3 separate regions of the Homo sapiens genome follow, and regions 2 and 3 are each linked to region 1. Evidence: chromatin contacts called from ENCODE POLR2A ChIA-PET data. All regions are on one chromosome and are shown on one strand. Each heading gives the region's core, a stretch centred on a gene start or an enhancer-like site at or near the end of the contact. The rest is flanking DNA. Distances are from core to core; before and after follow the strand shown.

Region 1 (4,028 bases), core at 1,506-4,005:
CAGGGTTTGAGTTGACCAGCGCCAGGTACTCCAGCCAATCTTTAGGGCATGAGGAACCCATGAGGTAGGAAGGAAGGGTCCCACACGCCAGCAGGGAAGTGGTGGACCTTCGGCAGAGATGCTGAGCTCCCCAGGACAGTGAGCTGCATCCTACCCCCATCAGAGAGCACTTACTCAGCCCCCAGCACCCCCGACACTCCCCACCCACCACTGCCCATGCTGGGGGTCCGAGAGGAAGCTTCGAGGGAGGAACAGCCAATGCCCCTCCTGGATCCCAAGCCAGGCAGCAGGTAGTGAGTACTGGAAAGACCCCCGGGATGACTCATCTGCTCCAAGCCTCTTTATCCTCCTTTAGAGACGTTCCAGCCCCAGCTTTTGCTAACAGGACAGTGCAGCCTGCAACTGGAGCTGTAATACCATCCCCACTTGGCAGACGGAGCACACGGAGCCTCAAAGAGGGGTGTGGGAGGGAAGGCAGGAGGCAAGGTGAGGCCACGGTCAGGTGCCCAGGTGATGAGGCCAGGGTCAGGTGCCCAGGTGATGAGGCCAAGGTCAGCTGCCCAGGTGATGAGGCCAAGGTCAGCTGCCGAGGTGATGCCACCTGCTTGGTCTGCAGGGGAGGAAGCGCTCAGACAGCAGGAACTTCCTACTTCTGTCTCAAGCTGTTTCTAGACAGAGAAAACTCCTGGAGATGGAGCTTGGGTGTGTGTATATTTTGGGGGGCGGGGGGGTGGGGGATACTCAGCGTCCCCAGCCTGTGTCTCTGGCTGGTGCCTGGACTCCCAGATTTCGGGAATGTTTCCTCACGCCCCCTCCAGTGAAGTCTAGGGTATGAAATCACTCCTGCTGCAGAGAGGAGCCTAATTGCAGTAATTAAGTGGCAGCCTCAGCAGGAAGCAAGCACGTCATCGAGTGAGTCAGGATGAGAAGCCACCTGGCAGAAAGCCAGGGGCCTGGCTCTGCCCTCCAGGGTGGGCAGGCTGTGAGGGGCTTATGGTTGGGTGTGGGGGTTTCTGCCTAGGCACAGAGAACAGGCAATCAGCCCAGGCCAAGAGAAGACCCCACACTCTCTGCACCATGTCTGACCCCGGGATCTTGGGCGGCCTTGGCAGGGCTGATCTGAACACAGACCAGGGGAGTCCAGGTAGTTCCTGGGTTGGGCTGGAAACCGCAGGGAAAGCACCATTTCTCCAGCCCCTTTTATTTGTATTTTTAATAGAGACGGGGTTTCACCATGTTTCCCAGGCCGGTCTTGAACTCCTGGGCTCAAGCCAATCTCCCGCCTCGGCCTCCCAAAGTGCTGGGATTACAGGCGTGAGCCACTGCACCTGGCCTCTCCAGCCACTTGACTCCATGGAGAGGGACTTCCCCACCCTGCACTTCGTCCTCCCAGGCAGAGGGTGACACATCTGCTCCATGGGTCTGGGAGAAGAAACTATGGTCAGCCATCCTCTCTCTGCACACTGGGTAAGAGGCGTGGGCTCTGTCCTCATTGTGGAGAGGGGCCTGTGTTTTCCTATTCCTGCAAGGGACTCAATAGATACTTTTTTTTTTCCAGACAGGGTCTCGCTCTGTCACCAGACTGGAGTGCAGTGGCGTGATCGCAGCTCACTGCAACCTCCACCTCCCGGGTTCAAGAGATTCTCCTGTCTCAGCCTCCCAAATAGCTGGGATTACAAGTGTGCACCACCACGCCCGGCTAATTTTTGTATCTTTAGTAGAGACGGCGTTTCGCCACGTTGGCCAGGCTGGTCTCAAACTCCTGACCTCAGGTGATCCGCCCGCCTCGGCCTCCCAAAGTGCTGGGATGACAGGTGTGAGCCGCCACGCCCGGCTTCTATAGGTACGTTTCATTCCAGAGGCGAAGTGTCAGCAAGCCCACTGTGGCTACAGATCCAAATCCACATTTTCCAAGCTGCATTTTTTTAACAGTAATGAAGGTGACATGTTCATCTCCAACTGTCAGCTTCTCTGCTGCCTCTCGGTGGATTCTAAACGTGGGCATCGACCGTCACCCCTGAAGTTTCAGGAAAACTACCCTGCGTTTCCCCAACTCTTCTAGCGTTAGAGCTGAGACGGGAACACAAAGGGCCAAGAGGGGCCTTTACGGCAGGACTCCCAAAACTGCAGAAGCTTCTCCCCTTTTCTAGGATGGAGGTTCTCTTGCCCTGAGCTGGGGGCTGTTCCTCTCAGGCCAGTGCTTCAGGGGTGCCACTGAGGTCTTTTTGGACAAAGGGATGAACTGGGCTCTGTCCTGAAGGATCCTAAGCAACTGTCCCTCCATGCCACCTCTTAGGTAGAAATGTTGATGGCAGATAGGACTGCACCTCTGCCCTGTGGAGGAGTGCGGGAGGAAGGCTGGGCCTCAGGAGCAGAAGCACGCGTGTTCCCAGCCAGGAAGGCTGGGCCTCAGGAGCAGAAGCACGTGTGCTCCCGGCCAGGTAGGCTGGGCCTCAGGAGCAGAAGCACGCGTGTTCCTGGCCAGGAAGGCTGGGCCTCAGGAGCAGAAGCACGCGTGTTCCCGGCCAGGGATTCTAAGGCTCCTTCTCCACATAAGTGGCTCTTACCCTTTTTGTGTTTATGGGATGGCAGTCTTAGAGTTGGCAAGAACCTTAAAAGACGACCTATAGTCCAAATTTCCTCAAGACTTCCCTGTCATAAATATTACCCAGAAGCTTGTTCAAATATAGAATCTTGGGCCCCACGCAAAGCCTTCTGAATCAGAAGCTCCGGGGAAGGTGCCAGGAAATCTGTGTTTTAAACAATGCCCCAGTGATTCTTATCAAGCAAGGTCAGGATTAGCTGGCCAAGCTGGACTCAGTGGCTCGCACCTGTAATGTCAGCACTTTGGGAGGCTGAGACGGGCACATCACCCGAGTTCGAGACCAGCCTGGCCAACACGGCAAAACCTCATCTCTACTAAAAATACAAACCTTAGCCAGGCGTGGTGGTGTGCGCCTGTAATCCCAGCTACTTGGGAGGCTGAGGCAGGAGAATCACTTGAACCCAGGGGGTAGAGGTTGCAGTGAGCCGAGACCGCGCCACTGCACTCCAGCCTGGGCGACAGAGCAAGACTCTGTCTCAAAAAAAAAAAAAAAAAAAAAAGGATTATCTGGCCATTTCTAAACCCCTCATTCTACCGGACAGGACATAAAAGCCAAGAGGGGGGACGTGACTTGCTCAAGGTCACCATAGTGTGGTGTGGGAGAACACTGCCTTGGATTTTTTTTTTTTTTTTTTTTTTTTGCCTCCCCTGTTCCTCTCTCTAATCTGAAAGAGAATAATAAAAAAATAAATAAAATAGATCGTTTTCTATTAAGAGGGAAAATGTCAGGTGCAAGAAAGCAAATATCAGGCTAAGTGTTACCCATTAGAGTAACCACTTCACCGACTGGCAAGCGAGGGAGGGGAGACCAAGGGCTCTGAGCAGCCCCCAAAGCTCCTTGTCCCTCAGGGTGGCTATGTGGGGAGCGGCCTACCTCTGAGATCTTCTGGAACTGGTTGTTGGACTGGCTGCACTTCTCAGCTGTCTCCAGAGCGACTTTATAGTTATCGACAAACGCTTTGTACACACCGAGCTGGCTGGCCTGCAGGGAGGAGTCAGGGAACAGAGGGAGAGGAGGGTGGGAGGGGAGAGGATTAATGAATGGATGAAAGCTTCACGGAGCACCGGGAGCTCCCCTGCACTGAAAACCTCTCACTCAGCTCGTTGGGAACTTGGGGAAACGCAGGGATGAACATATTACAGTGTCCCTTTGAACTGGACAGTTTCCATGGAAACCAGCTCAGCCAATAAGGTTAATGAGGGGGTCTGGGGTTGGGGAGACCAGGCTAGGGCCTTTGTTGGCCTGCTAGAAATTCAACTCTTCACAGCATCCAGCTTTCCTCAGCACGGTGAAGGTCTCCCAGGGTTTGAAATCCCTTAATGTCTCATACTTCCTTCACATCCTGGAATTAGCCGGAGCAGGGAGAGAGGGGGGTGTGTGTGCTGGGGGGAGCTGGCACGTGTGGCCTGCTCAGGCCTCCCT
Region 2 (4,073 bases), core at 742-3,241, 320 kb after region 1:
GGGCGGAGGAGGAGACTTCCAATACAAGCACATTCATATCTCTTTGATTTTTAAACACTGAAATAAAGACAAAGCAGACCTTGAGCTGTACTTCCCCATCTTATCCCCCCCCCCAACAGGAACCTTGTTGAATACAAATAGCAATTTAAGAATTTACAAGACGAAATTTAGTTCACTATATTTCCTAAATATGAGTTCTAGAGGCCTTGTCTTATTTTCAAATCCCTGAATCTTATTTCTGATGATAAGGGGGACTAACCCTGAGGTTATTCACATGACTAAATCCGCATTTCGAGGAAAGCAAGGGCCCTAACATTTTGAAATATAGGTATTTTAATTAGGAAAAAAATCTAAGAATCAAAGATACTTGATTCCAACCATGTCTCACCCCACCCTACCACGCAAAAGCATTAAAACCACAGGACCCACAGACATGACCTTTCGTTTAATACTACAGTATCGCACAATTATAAATGTGTGGGTATTTCAAAAGGTGGTCCAAAAGGTGGACTGGGAGAGAGGATTAAGAATAAACTTCCTGACAATGACTGGACAGACACAATGGACATTCGATGAAGTTCTGAAAAAGGACTGGAGAACCCATTAGGGGCAAAAGAACAACGAACAAAGAGGACCTACTAATATTTCTACATAAACCCATTTATTTAAAACGGAAAAAAAGAAAGCAACAGGATCTTCAACCTTCATAACTCAAAAAACCCAGCCTCAGCCGAGCGCCTGGAATAGGTTAAGATCCCCCACGAAGTACAGACCAGCATTCCGAGCCTGCAGAGTCAACCAAAATACAGTTACTGAACACTATTGGAAATAACTTTATTTCAACAGGTCTTCCCATTTGTCATCACGGTGCGCACAAACTGTAAAGTCATCGTTTTTACAAACGGGGGGACGGAGGCTCGGGCTCTACAAAGGCTCGAACTCTCAGAGTCGTGGCCTCCTGGTTCTATCCATCAGAACCCACGGGTGATGGAGCCAGAGAAAGGTTACAGGAACTTCGAGATCTCCTGTTTTAAGTCTGAGGAAAGGGAGGGAGTGAGGATTTTCTGGGCCTCCCCAGAAGACGACGAGGAGGAAAAGCCCCGAAACCCCTCACTACGAGGTGCCGGCCTACGGGAAAGAAACCCGATCGCAGCATGGGAGCCTGCCACCGCCCGAAGACGAACTGCAGTGATTCCCACTCACCCCTCTCCCCCCACCATCATCCACGACTGTCCCCCACCTCAGGCCTGAGGAAGCCCATCGCTCTCAAAGGTCCTCCTTTGTGAGACTCCACGGCCGCCGCCCCACACGGGGCCTCCGGGGAAAAGCCACCGCCCCCACCCGCCATATTTCCCTGAAAGGCGCCCGCGCTACAGCTCCCGGTCTTCGCTCTCTCCCATGTGGCGGGTGCTGCTTCCCCCGTCACCCCACCCAATTGTTCTCCACATCCCAAGGCCGTCCCAGAAGCTCCCATGAGGGTGGCTCGTTCGGAGACAGCACCCGCCATCTCCTCCCCCTCCCCCGCCCCGGGACTCGCCCTCCCCCCAGCCGCCATTTTACAACCAACTCCTCCACCCCGTCGCCCCGGCCTCCCGGCCCGCGAGTTGTTTGCAGTTAAGGACGGCGAAGGGGTCACATTCCAGGGCATAGAGCCTCCCATCGCCCCGGGAGCTCCCAGGCCATTTCCTGCTTCCCGAACCCAAGCCCCCGGGCCAGGCTCGCAGACGATGCCGCCATTTTGTCTCCTGTTCCCGGCCTCTGTGGGCGGCGGCAGAGGGTCCGAGAATTCCAGCCCCCCGTTGCCCCCCCAACTCACCGTCGTATCGCTCAGCCTGCTCGGCCAGCTTCGCCTGGTACACCAGATCCTCTCGATCATCCATAGCGGCAGCGGCTCCGGCAGGGTCTGCGCGACGGATGGAAGCGGATAGTGTCTCCGACTCTCTCAGCCTCTCGCTCCGCGTCCGGGCAGCAAAAATGGCGGCGCCTCAATCCGGGACTTCCGCCTGCGCACGCGGACAACTGCTCAGCTCTATGGCAACCGCTCCCTGGCAACTGGCGCGGGGGGCGGGTCCTGGAACTCGGCGCCCGAAGCGGCTGGAACGAGCGCACGAGACGCCTCTCCTCTGTCGGCTCAGCGGGCGCCGGAGCCCAGAGGCGGGAACTGCGACTGCCGAAAGGGAGCGGCCCCCGGGGAACGAGAAGGGCTGAGGCGGGGCCGGCCGGGACTGCTCCTGAAAAAAGCCAGCGAGAGACCTGGGTCAGACCGGGGCCCGAGGCCCGACCTGCGGAAAAGAACGACGGAGGCTGTAACGGTTTCTGTCATGGCAGGTCTTCTTTCCCGAAATCTGAGGCTGTCACTACCGCGCCCTGGTTTTCTTTTCTTTTTTCTTTTTTCTTTTTTCTTTTTGAGACGGAGTTTCCCTCTTGTTCCCCAGGCTGGAGTGCAGTGGTGCGATCTCGGGTTACCACAACGTCCGCCTTCCCGGGTTCAAGTGATTCTGCTGCCTCAGCCTCTCGAGTAGCTGGGATTTCAGGCCCCCGCCACCACCCCCAGCTTTTGTATTTTTAATAGAGATGGGGTTTCACCATGTTGGCCAGGCTGGTCTCGAACTCCCGACCTCAGATGATCCGCCCCCCCTCGGCCTCCCAAAGCGCTGGGATTCCAGGGGTGAGCCACCGCGCCCAGCCCACGTCCTAGTTTTCTCGGCCAAGCCTGGTCATGGGCCTTTTTCAGACACTTTTAGACTCAGGGTAACGAACCGGGCCCTGGCCGGGCGCGGCGGCTCATGCCTGTCATCCCAGCACTTTGGGAGGCCAAGGCGGGAGGATCACAAGGTCAGGAGTTCGAGACCAGCCTGGCCAATATAGTGAAACCCCGTCTCTACTAAAAATACAAAAAATTAGCTTGGCATGGTGGTGCATGCCTGTCATCCCAGCTACTCAGGAGGCTGAGGCAGGAGAATCTCTTGAACCCGGGAGGCGGAGGTTACAGTGAGCCGAGATCCTCCCATTGCACTCCAGCCCAGGCGACAGTGTGAGACTGTGTTTCAAAAGAAAAATTATATATATATACAAAAATTAGCTGGGCGTGGTGGTGCATGCCTGTAATCCCAGCTACTCCAGAGGCTGAGGCAGGAGAATCGCTTGAACCCGGGAGTGGGAGGGTGCAGTGAACCGAGAGCACACCATTGCACTCCAGCCTGGGCAACAAGAGCACAACTCTGTCTCAAAACAAAGAAAAAGAAAAAAAACGAACTGGGCCCTGTTACAGTTGTCAGGGACAGGGGAGCTCCAGTTTTCACGCCTCAACTTTCCCCTCACACTGATCTTTGTCTTCTCCTGTTTAACCTTTTTCCCTCCCTAGGCCCACTATGAATAGGAGCAGGGAATTTGTTAGATGAGGGTGGTGTGGAGTACATGGTACAGAAGAGTTGGACCAAGATCAAATAAAGATTGTGGAGGCAGGAATAACTCAGTGAACATTGCTTCAGCTTCTGGCGCTTGGGAGGCCCATGCGGAAGGATGACTTGAGCCCAGCCTGGGCAACATAGCGAGACTCCATGTCTATAAAAACGTTTTTTTTTTTTTTTATTTGAGTCGGCATCTCGCTCTGTTGCCCAGGCTGGAGTGCAGTGTCGTGATCTCGGCTCACTGCAACCTCCACCTCCCGGGTTGAAGCAATTCTCCTGCTTCAGCCTCCCAAGTAGCTGAGACTACGGGCACATGCCACCACACCCGGCCAATTTTTTGTATTTTTAATAGAGACGGGGTTTCACCATGTTAGCCAGGGTGGCCTCGATCTCCTGACCTCGTGATCTGCCCACCTCGGCCTCCCAAAGTGCTGGGATGACAGGCCTGAGCCATATCTTAGCAGTTTCAGAGGCTGAAGCAGGAGGATCTCCTGAGTCCAGGAGGTTGAGGCTGCAGTGAACTGTGATTGCACCAGTGGACTCCAGCCTGGGTAACAGAGCGAGACCCTGTCTCAAAAAATAAAGTGGGGAGAGGGAGGGATCTTGCCACGTTGCACAGACTGGCCTTAAACTGAGTTCAAGCAATCCCACCTTGGCCTCCCA
Region 3 (4,017 bases), core at 367-2,866, 360 kb before region 1:
ACAGAGTCTCACTCTGTCACCCAGGCTGGCGTGCAGTGGCGCTATCTCGGCTAACTGCAACCTCTGCCTCCCAGGTTCAAGCGATTCTCCTGTCTCAGCCTCCTGAGTAGCTGGGATTACAGGTGCGTGCCATCACACCTGGCTAATTTTTGTGTTTTTAGTAGAGTTGGGGTTTCGCCATGTTGGCCAGGCTGGTCTCGAACTCCTGACGTCAAGTGATCCACCCACCTCGGCCTCCCAAAGTGCTGGGATTACAGGTGTGAGCCACCACACCCAGCCCTATTTATTCTATTCCTAAATATTTGGGTTGTTTCTAATTTTTTGCTATTATAAACAATATTATATATATATATATATATATATATATATTTTTTTTTTTTTTTTTTTTTTTGAGACGGAGTCTCGTTCTGTTGCCCAGGCTGGAGTGCAGTGGCACACTCTCAGCTCACTGCAACCTCCACCTCTGGGTTCAAGCGATTCTCCTGCCTCAGCCTCCTGAGTAGCTGGGATTACAGGCGCACGGCACCACACCCAGCTAATTTTTGTATCCCAAAGTGCTAGGATTACAGGCGTAAGCCACTGCGCCTGGCCTAATCCTATATTACTTTAATTCTACCAGCACTGTAAAAAAGTGCTTACGTCCTTATATACTTAGGCACAGTGGATATTTTCCGTCTTTTCCATATTCACTGATAAAGTTGTGTGTGTGTGTGTTATTTTGAGAGACAGGGTCTCGCTCTGTCACCCAGGCTGGAGTGCAATGGCAGGATCATGGCTCACTGAAGCCTCCAACTCCTGGGCTCAAGGGATCCTCCCACCTCTGCTTCCCATGTAGCCAGGACTGCAGGCACATGCTACCGCACCTGGATAATTTTTAAATGTTTTTGTAGAGGGTCTTGTTACGCTGCCCAGGCTGGTCTCGAATTCCTGGTCTCAAGTGATCCTCGTGCCTCATCTCCGAAAGCACTGGGATTACAGGCATCGCGCTCGGCCTACTTATAAAGTTTTCAATGGGCCTTTTTATATTTCTTCTGTGTATTTCTAGTTTGTATCATTTGAAAAATTCTTTTGGATCATTTTTTTTTCTTTTTTCTTTTTTCTTTTTTTTTTTTTTGAGGCGGAGTCTCTCTCTGTCCGCCAGGCTGGAGTGCAGCGGCGCGATCTCGGCTCACTGCAAGCTCTGCCTCCCGGGTTCACACCATTCTCCTGCCTCAGCCTCCCGAGTAGCTGAGACGACAGGCGCCCGCCACCTCACCCAGCTAATTTTTTTGTATTTTTAGTAGAGACAGGGTTTCACCGTGTTAGCCAGGATGGTCTCGATCTCCTGACCTCGTGATCCACCCGCCTCGGCCTCCCAAAGTGCTGGCTAATCATTTCTGCGGTTTTCCTTGTCCTTGTTTTCCTCACAAGTGTGACATGCTTGCCACAGACAAAATGTAGTAGGTCTGAAGCCCAGCGTGGTGGCTCATGCCTGTAATCTCAGCATTTGAGGAGGCAAGGTGGGAGGCTCGCTTGAGGCCAGGAGTTTGAGACCAGCCCGGGCAACAGAGTGAGGAACACACCCCCACCTTTGTTCTTCTGACACAGTGTCTCCGTCTGCCACTCAGGCTGGAGTGCCTGGTACAGTCACAGCTCACTACAGGCTCAACCTGAGGTGATCTCGCACCTCAGCCTCCTAAGTGCCTGGGGCTACGGGCACGCAACATCACAACAAGTTTTTTTTTGTTTTTTTTTTTTTTTGTAGAGACGGGATTTCACCACGTTGCCCAGGCTGGTCTGGAACTCCTGGCCTCAAGCGATCCGCCCACCTTGGCCTCCCGAGGTGCTGGATTTACAGGAGTGAGCCACTGTGCCCAGCCAGCCCTTAAATATTTTTGAAACCTGAGTTTAGAAATGTTTGCTTTTAGATAGGTGTGACTATCTGCAAACAAGCCAGATTTTGCATTTTTAGCAAAAGAAACATGTATGTGAAAGTGCTTTGAAAAATACACAGCAATACATAAAAGCAGCACTCCATCATCGGTTCCTTGTGTAAATTACGGTTTTTACCGGCAGGAATCAGAGCGGAGTCTCCCGTGTAGCATGCAGCTGCGGTCGCTGTTTGTAGAAACCATGGGTTTGGGGTGTGGCTGTGCTTCCCGGCCTCACAGTTTGCTCTTGCAAAGAATCTTAAGATAAAACCAAGGAAGCTGCCGTCTGGAGTCGGGCTAAGGCCACCTAGGGAATCTGTAATCCAGCAGGTGCTTGTTGAGAAGTTTAACAGCAGGGGGCTATGCCTTGAGGATCCGGTATAAAGAACAAGAATCCCCTGCCTGTGCCGAGCACACAGTTTAACGTTTTGAAAATAGGATGTCATTTAATTCTCCCAGCCATCCTGGAGGGTAGAGGCAGGAACCGCCATTTTACTGGGGAAGGAGGCAAAGTGTTTTCTCCAGGTCACACAGCTTCCAGGTGGTGGAGCGTGGACTGGAACTCAGGTTCTCGGATCCCAACTCCAATGCGCTATGCAGTGGCTGCCTCCCAGGCAGACGGCCCCTACCGTCAGGGGCATGTGGTCTGCCAGAGAAACGCACACACACATATCAGCTCAGGGCTACACTGATCAGGCAAACAAAGTGAAGGAGAAATGAAGAGCAGGGTGATTGACTTCTTTCTGGCCACACTCAAAGTCCTAAGAGCAAGTCAGCTCATTCTCTGAACCGTATTTCTTCAGACGCAGTGTGGCTTTTGTTGCCAAAGAGAATGAAGTTCCGCAGAAGGCTGTTGTTCTCCTCTTTGGACACCTCCTTCCTTTCTTTCCGTGTCTGACCTTTTCCTCGTGTTCTGTTGTTGTGCCAATCTTTAGATCTTCATCTCTATGTCTATCTTCCTGTATCAAAGTGTATACTGGCGTTGTGTGTGTGTGTGTGTGTGTGTGTGTGTGTGTGTGTGTGTGTGTGTGTTGAGACAGGATCTCACTCTGTTACCCAGGCTGGAGTACAGTGCTGTGATGATGGCCCACTGCAGCCTCAACCTCCCGGGCTCAAGCAATCTTCCCACTTCAGCCTCCCGAGTAGCTGGGACTACAGCCACACGCCACCACACCCGGCTAATTAGTGTATTTTTTTGTTTTACCATGTCGCCCAGGCTGGTCTCTAACTCTCGGGCTCGAGTAATCCTCCGGCCTCAGCCTCCTAAAGTGCTGGGATAATAGGCAGGAGCCAACTCCGGGGCTCAAGTGATCCTCCCGCCTCGGCCTCCTAAAGTGCCGGGATAATAGGCAGGAGCCACCTCCTGGGCTCAAGTGATCCTCCCGCCTCGGCCTCCTAAAGTGCCGGGATAATAGGCAGGAGCCACCTCCTGGGCTCAAGTGATCCTCCCGCCTCGGCCTCCTAAAGTGCCGGGATAATAGGCAGGAGCCAACTCCGGGGCTCAAGTGATCCTCCCGCCTCGGCCTCCTAAAGTGCCGGGATAATAGGCAGGAGCCACCTCCTGGGCTCAAGTGATCCTCCCGCCTCGGCCTCCTAAAGTGCCGGGATAATAGGCAGGAGCCAACTCCGGGGCTCAAGTGATCCTCCCGCCTCGGCCTCCTAAAGTGCCGGGATAATAGGCAGGAGCCACCTCCTGGGCTCAAGTGATCCTCCCGCCTCGGCCTCCTAAAGTGCCGGGATAATAGGCAGGAGCCAACTCCGGGGCTCAAGTGATCCTCCCGCCTCGGCCTCCTAAAGTGCTGGGATAATAGGCAGGAGCCACCGTGCCCACGTGCCCACCCCCTGTGCCGTATCTTTCTATGTCTCTTCCTATTTCTTCATTCTCCTTTTGTCCTTCCTGCCCTCTCTCTGCTTCAATGGTCCCTACTGTGGAAATGAAGTATGGGTCTACACAAAGTAACTTTTACTTCAGAACAGATGTCCATTTTCTCTGTTAGGGTATTTATTTATTTATTTGAGACAGGTTCTTGCTCTGTCGCCCAGACTGCAGTACAGTGGCACAATCTGGGATCATTGCAACCTCTGTCTCCCAGGCTCAAGCAGTCCT

Evidence for each region. ChIA-PET counts read pairs that join two places held with the same protein, here RNA polymerase II (POLR2A).
Region 2: POLR2A ChIA-PET joins it to region 1 with 11 read pairs in AG04449. The contact joins the promoter of YWHAE here to the enhancer-like site in region 1. POLR2A ChIA-PET finds 5 or more read pairs at or near these places in 2 of 52 experiments (AG04449 and HEK293).
Region 3: POLR2A ChIA-PET joins it to region 1 with 16 read pairs in RWPE1. The contact joins two enhancer-like sites. POLR2A ChIA-PET finds 5 or more read pairs at or near these places in 4 of 52 experiments (HEK293, K562, RWPE1 and 1 more).

Annotation. Positions count from the first base shown.
Region 1 is chr17:1,080,041-1,084,068 of GRCh38, forward strand. ABR (ABR activator of RhoGEF and GTPase) reads right to left here. Exons shown (of 23, transcript NM_021962.5): 5 at 3,480-3,587. Among named protein-coding and RNA genes, the nearest start is that of MIR3183, 59 kb to the left of the region's middle. Within about 2 kb of position 2,756, at least 8 of the 41 ENCODE cell types and tissues checked have a DNase peak (open chromatin) inside an H3K27ac peak, as active enhancers do.
Region 2 is chr17:1,398,231-1,402,303 of GRCh38, forward strand. It overlaps YWHAE (tyrosine 3-monooxygenase/tryptophan 5-monooxygenase activation protein epsilon), which reads right to left and starts at 1,992. Exons shown (of 6, transcript NM_006761.5): 1 at 1,817-1,992. The coding sequence starts at 1,880. RefSeq lists enhancers at 577-1,214, 1,215-1,852, 1,853-2,490, 3,433-4,048, 4,049-4,073.
Region 3 is chr17:724,309-728,325 of GRCh38, forward strand. All of the region lies in intron 1 of LOC124903893 (a long non-coding RNA gene), which reads right to left. Among named protein-coding and RNA genes, the nearest start is that of TLCD3A, 6.3 kb to the right of the region's middle. Within about 2 kb of position 1,617, at least 4 of the 41 ENCODE cell types and tissues checked have a DNase peak (open chromatin) inside an H3K27ac peak, as active enhancers do.